Linked DNA regions of Homo sapiens: region 1 is linked to region 2. Evidence: chromatin contacts called from ENCODE Hi-C data. All regions are on one chromosome and are shown on one strand. Each heading gives the region's core, a stretch centred on a gene start or an enhancer-like site at or near the end of the contact. The rest is flanking DNA. Distances are from core to core; before and after follow the strand shown.

Region 1 (5,273 bases), core at 67-2,566, 3.8 Mb before region 2:
TTATTTCTCTTCGCCGTCTCAAAATAAAACCTTTGAAAGAGACACACAACAAAACAACGTCTCTTGGTTCCTTTGTCCCCAGCAGAGGAGAGGGAAGAGAACTGGGAACTCATTAAGGTAAAGAGCCCCAAACATGCAAGATAAGAAATAAATGACATCCGATCTGCAATCAATCATCAAAGAAAGTCACCATCACTTCATCTTCATCCCTCCCTTCTCCCCTGCAGCTCAAATAACGTGAGTATAGACGAGATGATCAGGATCATATGGACCTGGACAAAGCTTTGTGGAGGCAGCGGGCGGGTAGCAGTTAACTGGCTGCAGCCGGCAAAGAACCCGAGATTCCGGCTGCAGGAGACTCCGACAGAGGTCTGCAAAAGTGCGAGTGGCAGGGGCCGCCCGGCTGTTGAGAATGCGGAGCAGCGGCGGCGGCGGCGGCGCGGTCAAGTCCACAGCGCCCGGGGAAGTTGCTGGCCGAGCGCGACACGCCGCAGAGCGCGGGCCCTCCATGTCACCGTCGCCAGCACAGACCCTCCTGCTCGCCCCTCCCCCGCCGCGCACCCCGGGCGGCGGCGACATGACAGCGGGTCGCGCCGCACAAGGGCGCCCGCCCCCTCCTGGCCCTCTCCCCGGGCTCCCCAGCGGCCGCGGCCGGTTCTCACCTTGGGTGGCGAACGGCGACGAGCCGCTGACCGGCGAGCCGGGGGCAGGGACGGGTGGCGGGGTCTCGGCCGAGCCCAGCATGGGCGCGGGCAGCATGAGGTAGCGCTGGGGCGCGGGCAGGCAGCGCTGGCAGAAAGAGTGCAGGCAGGGCAGCAGCTTGGGCGCCCGGCTCTGGATGTTCTGGTGGCACACGGCGCAAGTGTCCAACAGGTTGAGCCGGGCCGCCTCGCCGCCGCGCTCCGAGTCCGGGCCCTGCCGACTCTCGGCCTCGTTCTCCCCGCTCGGCGCCGCCGAGGGCCCCCCGGAGGCCGCAGCCGAGGCCGCTGCCGCCGCCGCCACCGCCTTCTCCACCGCCACCTCCATTGTCCTGCCCTTGCCGCCGCCGGGGAAGCGAGAGCGCGGTCTCCGCCCGCCGCCCCCGACGACCTCCTCCTCCTCCTGCGGCTGCTCCTCAGAGGCCGCTCGGTGGACTCGCGGCAGCGCCAGCGAGGGAGGGAAAGCAAACCGGGCGGGGGAAGCCTCCTCAGGCCCACGGGATCCGCCTCCCGAGTGGCGCGGCCGGAAGGAGGGTATCTGTCAGCGGAGACCGTTCCTCGCACCGGGGAGGCTGCACCCCGTCCGCTTCGCCAACCGCCGAGGCGCTCGTGGAATACGCCCAGCCCGCCCTTGCCTCCCCGCCTTTCTCTTCATCCCCCTGGCCCACCTCAGGCCCCGCCCCCGCCCCCGCCCTCCCTCTCCCAGCAACTGAGGCTTCGGTGTGGAGCGCGCCGCCCAATAGCGGCCGCGCCTGGCGAGGGGGCGGGACCTGTTGGAGCCCGCGAGGCTCCGTCGGCCGCGGCGGGAGGTTGGGAAGTGGGAGGTGCTTGCCCAGCCCCGCCCCCTCCGGACGCCTGAAATCGCGGCTTCTGATTGGGCCTTTGTGTATGTTTCCTCCTCTGAAAAGATTAAGGGTTCATTTGTTAACGACCATCCGCCTGATTCGGTCCGCGGTGTTAGCTCCTCCTAGGGGGCGGGACCTCACTTGTCTACTCAATGCCGTTAATTAAGTAACTGCTTGGAAAACTGATTTCATTACTGGAGACCTGGTCTTGTAGGAGGAGTAAATATGGTCGGAGGGTCACAGGAGGAAGGAGTGGAGGTACTGAAGAGCAAACAAGGAAATAATTTTTTAAAATACTGTGTGAAAGAGGTACTCTGGAGGCAGCAGGGATATTGCAACCTAATTTTACTCATCTCTAGAATGAATGAGTATGAAGAATAAGGGGGGGAAGTTCTCGTGCAAGTTGGAAATTTTTAAAGGGTTTCCCCAATGAAAAAGGTGAAATTAATTTTTAAAGTCAGTGATTTGCTTTTTAAGTGACTAAAAGTGGTTCGTTTTCCCAGGAATTAATACAGATTGACAAATGTTTTTATTGCATAAATATAGCATCATTAAGCAAAAATAAACCTCAATACTGTTACCCAAATAATTCATAACTTCAGGATTCTTTTGTATTTCCTCCCTCCCTCTTATTTTATTCCCTCCCTCCCTCCCTCACCTCTCTACGCTGATATCAGAAGTTACGCACATTTTTCACTCAAAAAATGGCGCAGCTTTTAAGGAACTTGAAGAATAGAAACGGAATGAAGGAAACAAGATTTTGTAACACGTAACTTTAAGAAGTATTTACCTTTTTTTTTTTTTTTTGTCAATACTAATGAAGCGGTACTGGACTTTAGAGAAAGATGGAGTGGGTCATGAAAGGCTTTGCTAAAATCACAGTTTTCCTGGAGGACTATATGGGATGGCAATGGGGGAGGGCTAGGCAACGTAGCCTTCCTTCAAGACCTTGCCCTTAAACACAACCTCCGTAGGCCTCAAGTGAGAGGTTCTTTTACTTAATCACAAGACATTCAACAGCTCTTCCCGCCTCCCCCACCCATTGGTTCCTGTTTAAGCTTGGGATTTTTTGTTTGTTTGTTTTTTTGCATGGAAGTAGCTCTTAAACCTTAGTTTGCATAAGAATAACTTGAGAAGCTTAGTGAAAAACAGGTGCTTGGGCCACCTCCGTATTCAGTTATTCAATTTTGATAGCATCTCAAGTGATTCTGACCTGGGTGGGTCCAGAAACGGAAGTCTGTCCCACAGGTCTTCACCCACTCACAAATCTCTCCACGATTTCGTCCGTATATGCCTCTCAAGCTGAAGTCGCCGCGACTCTCATGCTTCATGCTGCAGCAATTGTAAGGCCACCCTGCTTTGTACACGCTGTTCCCTTTGTTTTAGTTCCTTCAAAATTCTGACTTATCTGTTATCCCCTAAAGCCACCCCAAAGTTGAACACTCCTTCCCCAGAATTCAAACCATATTGTATATTTTTGAAGCTACACCTTGAAAACATTCACATAATAGGAATGGAATTTTGTATTCAAAAATCAACTCCCTTAATATGCTAAAAATTCATTACATAGGTGGTATACAGGATTCAAGCCTACTAAAGACAAGTCCCTCTTATTCCCCAGATGATGGTGGTAGGGAAGGAAAACTGAGAAGTAAAATTGAATAGGCTGGTTTTGAAAGAATTCCATGTAATTTGATCAAACCCACTAGCTTAAAGTTTTTCAAATCACCATGGTTTTACAGAAAATGATCTTCCATCGTTTTAGCCTTCCTAATTTCACATGAGTAAAACAATCGTACATTGTACTTTGTTCACATATATGGAACTTCAAGTCCAGAAAATGAATTTACTGTTTGTTTTTCTTAATCATATGATTTCTTTATTTGGATATTGTTGCCCTACAAAGCGTGTTCAAATATATTTCACAAAGATCCACACTACCAATAGATTACTCTTCCTTAATTACAGCTCTCATCCTATGTCCCTCCCTTATCCCATAATTTTCTGTGGCTCTCCACTGCATCCAAAGCTCTCCACAATTTTATTCCCATCTGATCTTCTTGTCTGATGTTACTGCTTTCCCATATCCATCCTGTGCTTCCGCCTAATTGGATGATGCGCTGTTTCTTGTTTCTTAACTGCACCACTACCACCACCTATGAGAGAGGAGATCAAAGCTGTCTGAACTGGAAGAGAAGGGCATCAGCAAGGAGAATAAAAGCATCAGATGCTGGCCGGGCGCAGTGGCTCATGCCTGTAATCCCAGCACTTTGGGAGGCCAAGGCAGGCGGATCAGCTGAGGTCAGGAGTTCAAGACCAGCTTGACCAACATGGAGAAACCCTGTCTCTACTAAAAACATTAAATTAGCCCGGCATGGTGTTGCATGCCTGTAATCCCAGCTACTCGGGAGACTGAGGCAGGAGAACTGCTTGAACCTGGGAGGCAGAGGTTGCAGTGAGCCAAGATCGTGCCATTGCACTCCAGCCTGGGCAACAAGAGCTAAACTCCGTCTCAAAAAAAAAAAAAAGCATTAGATGCTAGTAAGATTTCTCATCCCACCCCTCAAAAGGTGCTAGTGGGTGGAAATTCTATAACTTCCAGGGACACTTAAGAAAATCATTTTTCGGCCAGGCACAGTGGCTTGCTTAGGCCTGTGATCCCAGCACTTTGGGAGGCCGAGGCGGGCGGATCACGAGGTCAGGAGATCGAGACCATCCTGGCTAACACAGTGAAACCCCGTCTCTAATAAAAATACAAAAAATTAGCCGGGCATGGTGGTGGGCGCCTGCAGTCCCAGCTACTCAGGAGGCTGAGGCAGGAGAATGGCGTGAACCCGGGAGATGGAGCTTGCAGTGAGCCGAGATCGCACCGCTGCACTCCAGCCTGGGTGACAGGCAAGACTCCGTCTCAAAAAAAAAAAAAGGAAAAGAAAATCATTTTTCGGGACTGGGTGCGGTGGCTCACGCCTGTAATCCCAGCACTTTGGAATGCCAAGGTGGGCAGATCACCTGAGGTCAGGAGTTCGAGACCAGCCTGACCAACATGGAGAAACCCCATCTCTACCAAAAATACAAAATTATCTGGGCTTGGTGGCACATGCCTGTAATCCCAGCTACTCAGGAGGCTGAGGCAAGATAATCACTTGAACCCAGGAGGTAGAGGTTGCGGTGACCTGAGATCGCGCCATTGCACTCCAGCCTGGGCAACAAGAGTGAAACTCCATCTCAAAAAAAAAAAAGAAAGAAAAAAGAAAATCATTTTTCAGTAGAACTCTGATTGTGAGGCGTGTTTAGACATACAGGGTCTGAACTAACCCCTTCACCCAATTTCTTATAGATTTAGAGGAAGAAGGAAAAGATTCTCAGACTTCCAGAAGTAGCTGAGAGGTCTGGATGACTTGAGTCAGGATAAGGAGAATGCAATGAGTAGGCACCAAAGGCCATCTCAGACTATCTCAGTGGGGTCCATGGGGAGGCCCACAGTCAAAAGCCAATGGAAACCAAGCACAAGGGTGCACTGCTGTAGTCCTCACTTCTCAGGAAGCTGAGGTGGGAGGATCACTTGAGACCAGGAGTCTCAGGCCACAGTGCACTATAACCATGCCTGTGAATAGTCACTGCACTCCAGCCTGGGCAACATAGCGAGATTCAGTCTCTAAAAAAACGAAAACAAAACCTGTATTGTTAACCGGGTAGGGTGACCCGTGCCTGCAATACCCCCTACTCAGGA
Region 2 (4,996 bases), core at 1,743-4,242:
ATGAAGGGAGGAATTAGAGGAGAAATGCTTAAATTAGGTGGTAGAAGGAGGAATGCAATCAAATATTGTGGGATGGAAGAAGGTGATGGTAAGATACAGTCTCAGAAGCTTACCAAGTACTAATATTCTGCAATCCAAATGCTTTAATGAAGTGGTTAACATTTAATTTATATTTTACAAAGTATGTTTTCCTCATATTTGTGGCTAAGTTTCAGCAGAAGGGTTTTGTTATTAAGTAATACTTTTTGTCCTGCCACCCATATAAACATCTTTCATATCAGATTTCATTCCAAGGATGTTTCAAGAAACCATTCGGTTCAAACACGTTTGTGACCTCTGTTCTTCAGGCCCCAGACACACAAAGATGAAGGCCAGGTGAATTTAGGTGCATCAATCATTACTTAAAATGTGCCTCTTAATCTCAACCAACCACAGCAGGCAAAAGAGGAAGAAAGACTAAAAGCTCTACCCAAACACTAACAGTAGTTGCTTCTAAGTGACATTTTTCTGCCACATTATACTTCGGTATGCTCCAAATTTTCTACAATAATCTGGTTTGGTTTAAATAGGAACACAAAAGAGTATATCCTTGTAATGGGGACAAAAATAGGAAGATCAATAAGACCTAGTATTTGCTAGCACAACAGGGTGACTATAGTAAAAAAAAAAACAATTTAATTGTAAATTTTCAAATAACTAAAAGAGTACAATTGGATTGTTTGAAACATAAAGGATAAATGCTTTTGGTGACAGCTACCCTATGTACTCTGATGTGATTATGCATTGCATGCCTATGTCAAAATATCTCATGTAACCCATAAATATATACACCTACTAGGTACCCACAAAAATTAAAAATTAAAAAACAAGAATATATCCTTGAAGCTGGGAACTTTTACTTGCTAATAGATGGTACAGAATTTACTGCAATGAGATTCTGCTTGTATACTAATAATTTTTACTTTAAAACAGACTTTAAATACAGAGTTTATATCTCAGATATAATTTAATGCAACATCTGCTTTCTAAAGATGCAAAAATCGAGATGGTAGGATCGCTTGAGCCCAGGAGGCAGAGGTGGAGGTTGCAGTGAGCAGAGATTGCGCCACTGCCCTCCAGCCTGGGCAACAGAGCGAGACCCTGTCTCAAAAAAAAAATGCAAAAATTAAGAGTCACAGTTGAAATGATTTGTTTAAGATCACACAAATAGTAACAGTTTCAGGACTAAAGCCAATGTTCTTGATTTCTAACTCAGAGCTCCTTCCACTATGACACTGTTTGAATTATGCTTCTCTGAAGTCCACCACCAACTGGGGAGCATCTGCGGTGTATGAGGTGCTACTGGAATACAAAGATGGCTAAGAAAGAGCTATTCCCTGGACTCACGGGAGGCAGTTCAAAAAAAAAGAAGGCCGGGCGCGGTAGCTCACACCTGTAATCCCAGCACTTTGGGAGGCCGAGGCAGGCAGATCACCTGAGGTCAGGAATTCGAGACCAGCCTGGCCAACATGGTGAAATCCTGTCTCTACTAAAAACACAAAATTAGCTGGGCGTGGGGGCGCATGCCTGTAATCCCAGCTACTCGGGAGGCTGAGGCAGGAGAATCGATTGAATCCAGGAGGCGGAGGTTGCGGTGAGCCAATATCGCGCCATTGCACTCCAGCCTGGGCAACAGAAGCGAAACTCCGTCTGAAAACAAAACAAAAAAAAAACCAAAACAAAAGAAAGAAAGAAAGAAAAAAGACAAGGCCAGGCACGGTGGCTCACGCCTGTAATCCCAGCACTTTGGGAGGCCGAGGCAGGCAGATCACCTGAGGTCAGGAGTTCAAGACCACCCTGGCCAACATGGTGAAACCCCGTCTCTACTAAAAATACAAAAATCAGCCAGGCGTGGTGGCCTATGCTTGTAATCCCAGCTACTTGGGAGGCTGAGGCAGGAGAATCACTTGAACCCGGTAGGCGGAGGTTGCAGTGAACCGAGATCGAGCCACTGCAGTCGCTCCAGCCTGGGCGACAGAGCGAGACTCCGTTTCAAAAAAAATAAAAAATAAAAGACAAATTGACATGAGTTCTGCTTTCACTATTAAAAAACCTTTAGTACCTACAGGTGAAACTTAGCTTTTGATTTTTCCCCTTCTTGGAAAGAGTCTGCATTTAGTCAGCTAACATTCTAGTACCACTCACAAGCTAAAGATCTTCCGTAATTTGCAAGGGAGGCAGTAGGGGGATGAGAGTTATAAGTTAGCTAACAACCAACTATTCTTTAAAGCTTAACTGTGAACTTAACTGCAATTATGCATTTCATTGACCTTCTCTAGTGTAATACCAGCTCGTCCCTTAGAAAAGAGGAAAATACACTTACGTTTTTATTTCTAGTGGTTCTAAGAACTTGTGATTTGGCTCCAGATTCCTACATGAAAACACTGCATATATTCACCTCCTTCTCTTTTCACCGCATTCGAGTTTTTCTGTCTACTACACAAAATGATAGATAGGGCCAGGTCTGCCAGAACCCTAAATACAGCGGCATCGCCCTGCTTCCTTCCAGGGGATCTTACTATTGGAAGGGCTCTGCTACACAGTACCTCAGACATCCAGAAGAGAGTTTATCTTCCCTCCAACTTCTATATATTCTTGCCATAAGGACAGCACTACCAAAGCGGGCTCCTCCTCTCAGTTGACAGAACGGTGACTGCCTGCGAGGCTCATTCTGAGATAGGGACAAGGGAAAGGGACCGGGGCGATAAGTGAGGGTCCCAGCTTGAGGGCTGGAGTGGGCACCAGACTCCCACCAACGACTAAACCGGGGGAAGTAAAGAAACTGGCCTTCCCCGCACCCAAAAATAAAACATCACATCACTAAAAAATGTAAACGTTCGCAACATTTTCTAAAACAAAGCCACTCACCTGCAAAGGGGCCACCAGCAGCAGCAGCAGCAGCAGCAGCCGCTCCTCCGAGCCGCCAAAGAGCCAGCGCCTCCTAGGACTCATCACTGCCGCCGGCATCGACGCTCTTTTCTAGCCCCTGAACCAGACGTGGGCAGGTCCTAGGGCTCTGCCTATTGGAAAGTCGAACTGTCACTCATCCACGGTCCCGGCCTACTCCCGGAACAGGAGAGGTCTCTTCCGTTTACCAAATCCCAGGAGTAAGAAGTGGGGCTCTGATTGGTTTACTCTAGAGACGAGCACATACCTGAACCAGTAAGGAGTTGGCTTCGACGCCAGCGGGCAGGCTTGGGCCTAGGGAAGTAGAAAAACACACCCTAGAGCGTCGCTGGTGCAAAACCTCGGGTGCGGGGAGCATCTTAGCTGTTTGAGGTTCTAGAAAGCGTTTAACGTCTTAAAAGAAACACCTGCGGGTGAAGACAGGTGTCAGCGGACTCTTGGAAGAGAGGAGGTGATGTTTCTTTTACTTATGGGAAATTTAGGGATTGAAACCTGAAGACGAAGCCGAGGTATCCTCCCAGAAGAAGCTCCTTTCGCACAAATTACTCGTGGTTGAAAGTCTTAAGTCGTGATTAAAACAAATGCCTTTAAAGTGCCCAATTTATAGGCAGTAACGCAACCTTACTTTCTCTTACCGCTTTTATAGGGATTCCCCTAGGCAGTTTGCTGACAGTATTTTAGGTGGGGAAGAAAAGTGATTAATGGAATGCCCTAAAAGCTTATTGCACAGAGGAAGGGAGGCTAGAGTGGAATGAGAGAATGACAAATTTGGAGGCGACAATAACTGAACAAGAGAAATCTATGAAAACACCGGAAACCTGGCACGAGGCCTTAAAAGCTTCTAAGCAGGCTTGAACTACCACACGAGGTTTTGAAGCATATGTGTCAGAACTCTTGGGTGGGCGGGAAAGATAAGGAATGTTATGGGAGATTCCCTTCTTAGAAGCTATCCTAAGTAGTGTTTCGTGTCCTCCTGTGAGTTTTTCCTGTTTCATCCTCCTAACAAATGCATTAGGTTTGTGACACGCAAGCAAGTCCTCAGAATAAATTATACATACAGTTGAAAAGATAATCTTTCCACATTTGAAATTCTGTGACACACTCTTTATTGAACTCATTAAGACCTAATCGTAGCCAGTTCTGTATCTCATTTATCCATGTTAGAGCATGACAGTTCCTCCTGGGATATCAACAGAACTTTACTTCCGGGACGGCACTAATCCGAGGCTTGACAGGTCCCAGCAGGTGATAGGTCTCACCTAGTGATAGTTAGAATTTAACTTGCACAAGATTAACTAGAGTTCAGGCCAGAACAGCTGGAAGGGGCAGCTTCCAAATCTTATACATTTGCCCTCTTGCTTTTTTCTCAATATCAGTTGAGGACAAAGTAAGGAGAAAGCTTTTCTTCTACAGTGTAATAAAGCTCCTATTCAGAGTGCCCACCATCCATACTCCGGAGGCTAATGACAGTCATTACCAAGTGACAGTCTTGTGGCATTTGGCATTTAGGGCTACTTAGTCTGGACTTAAGGGCGCCTACTCATTGGATTTAAGTTTACTGTTGTTATGGACACCCATGGAATGCTAGCTTGTCACATAAAACCTTAATATCAAACATCACTTGCCTTTTAGAATCATTCGCAAGAGTATGTGGCTTATGAATGAGTCATTTTGATATAAGATGGAAGCTTATATCAGTGATTCTGTCTAGAAGGAATTAAAAAGCAGATTTTCATCAGGAGCAAGCATGTTTGTAAGACAAATGTGCACAGAGGCTAACAGAATTTCAGGAGTTACTTTTGCCCTATGGCAAGATTGTTCTCCATACTTAATTATGTTACAGTATCATATCCTGAACCCTGTGTCCTGGTCTATTCGATGAGCTGTCTCTCTTATGAATTTTTAAATAACGAGGTCGTGGTTCACAAAGATGATCATAAATCCATTTAAGGCAAAGATGAACTCCAAAGAATATTAGACTTGTACAAACTTAGTACTTGACAGGGCTTTGGAAATTAAACTCTAGCTCCTTGTTGTACAGATAAAGAAA

What was found. A loop is a pair of places that touch in the nucleus more often than their neighbours do. Pooled maps may share reads with other maps.
Region 1: a pooled map shows a loop between it and region 2 (13-fold over the local background). The contact joins the promoter of TRIM24 here to the promoter of BPGM in region 2. A Hi-C loop is called at or near these places in 6 of 50 pooled maps.

What each region holds. Positions count from the first base shown.
Region 1 is chr7:138,456,302-138,461,574 of GRCh38, reverse strand. TRIM24 (tripartite motif containing 24) reads right to left here and starts at 1,316. Exons shown (of 19, transcript NM_015905.3): 1 at 663-1,316. The coding sequence starts at 1,026. RefSeq lists silencers at 445-924, 955-1,204, 1,265-1,654 and enhancers at 1,165-1,947, 2,351-2,861.
Region 2 is chr7:134,644,849-134,649,844 of GRCh38, reverse strand. BPGM (bisphosphoglycerate mutase) reads right to left here and starts at 2,992. Exons shown (of 3, transcript NM_001724.5): 1 at 2,908-2,992. All of the region lies in intron 1 of LOC124901750 (a long non-coding RNA gene), which reads left to right. RefSeq lists enhancers at 2,656-2,765, 2,866-3,015.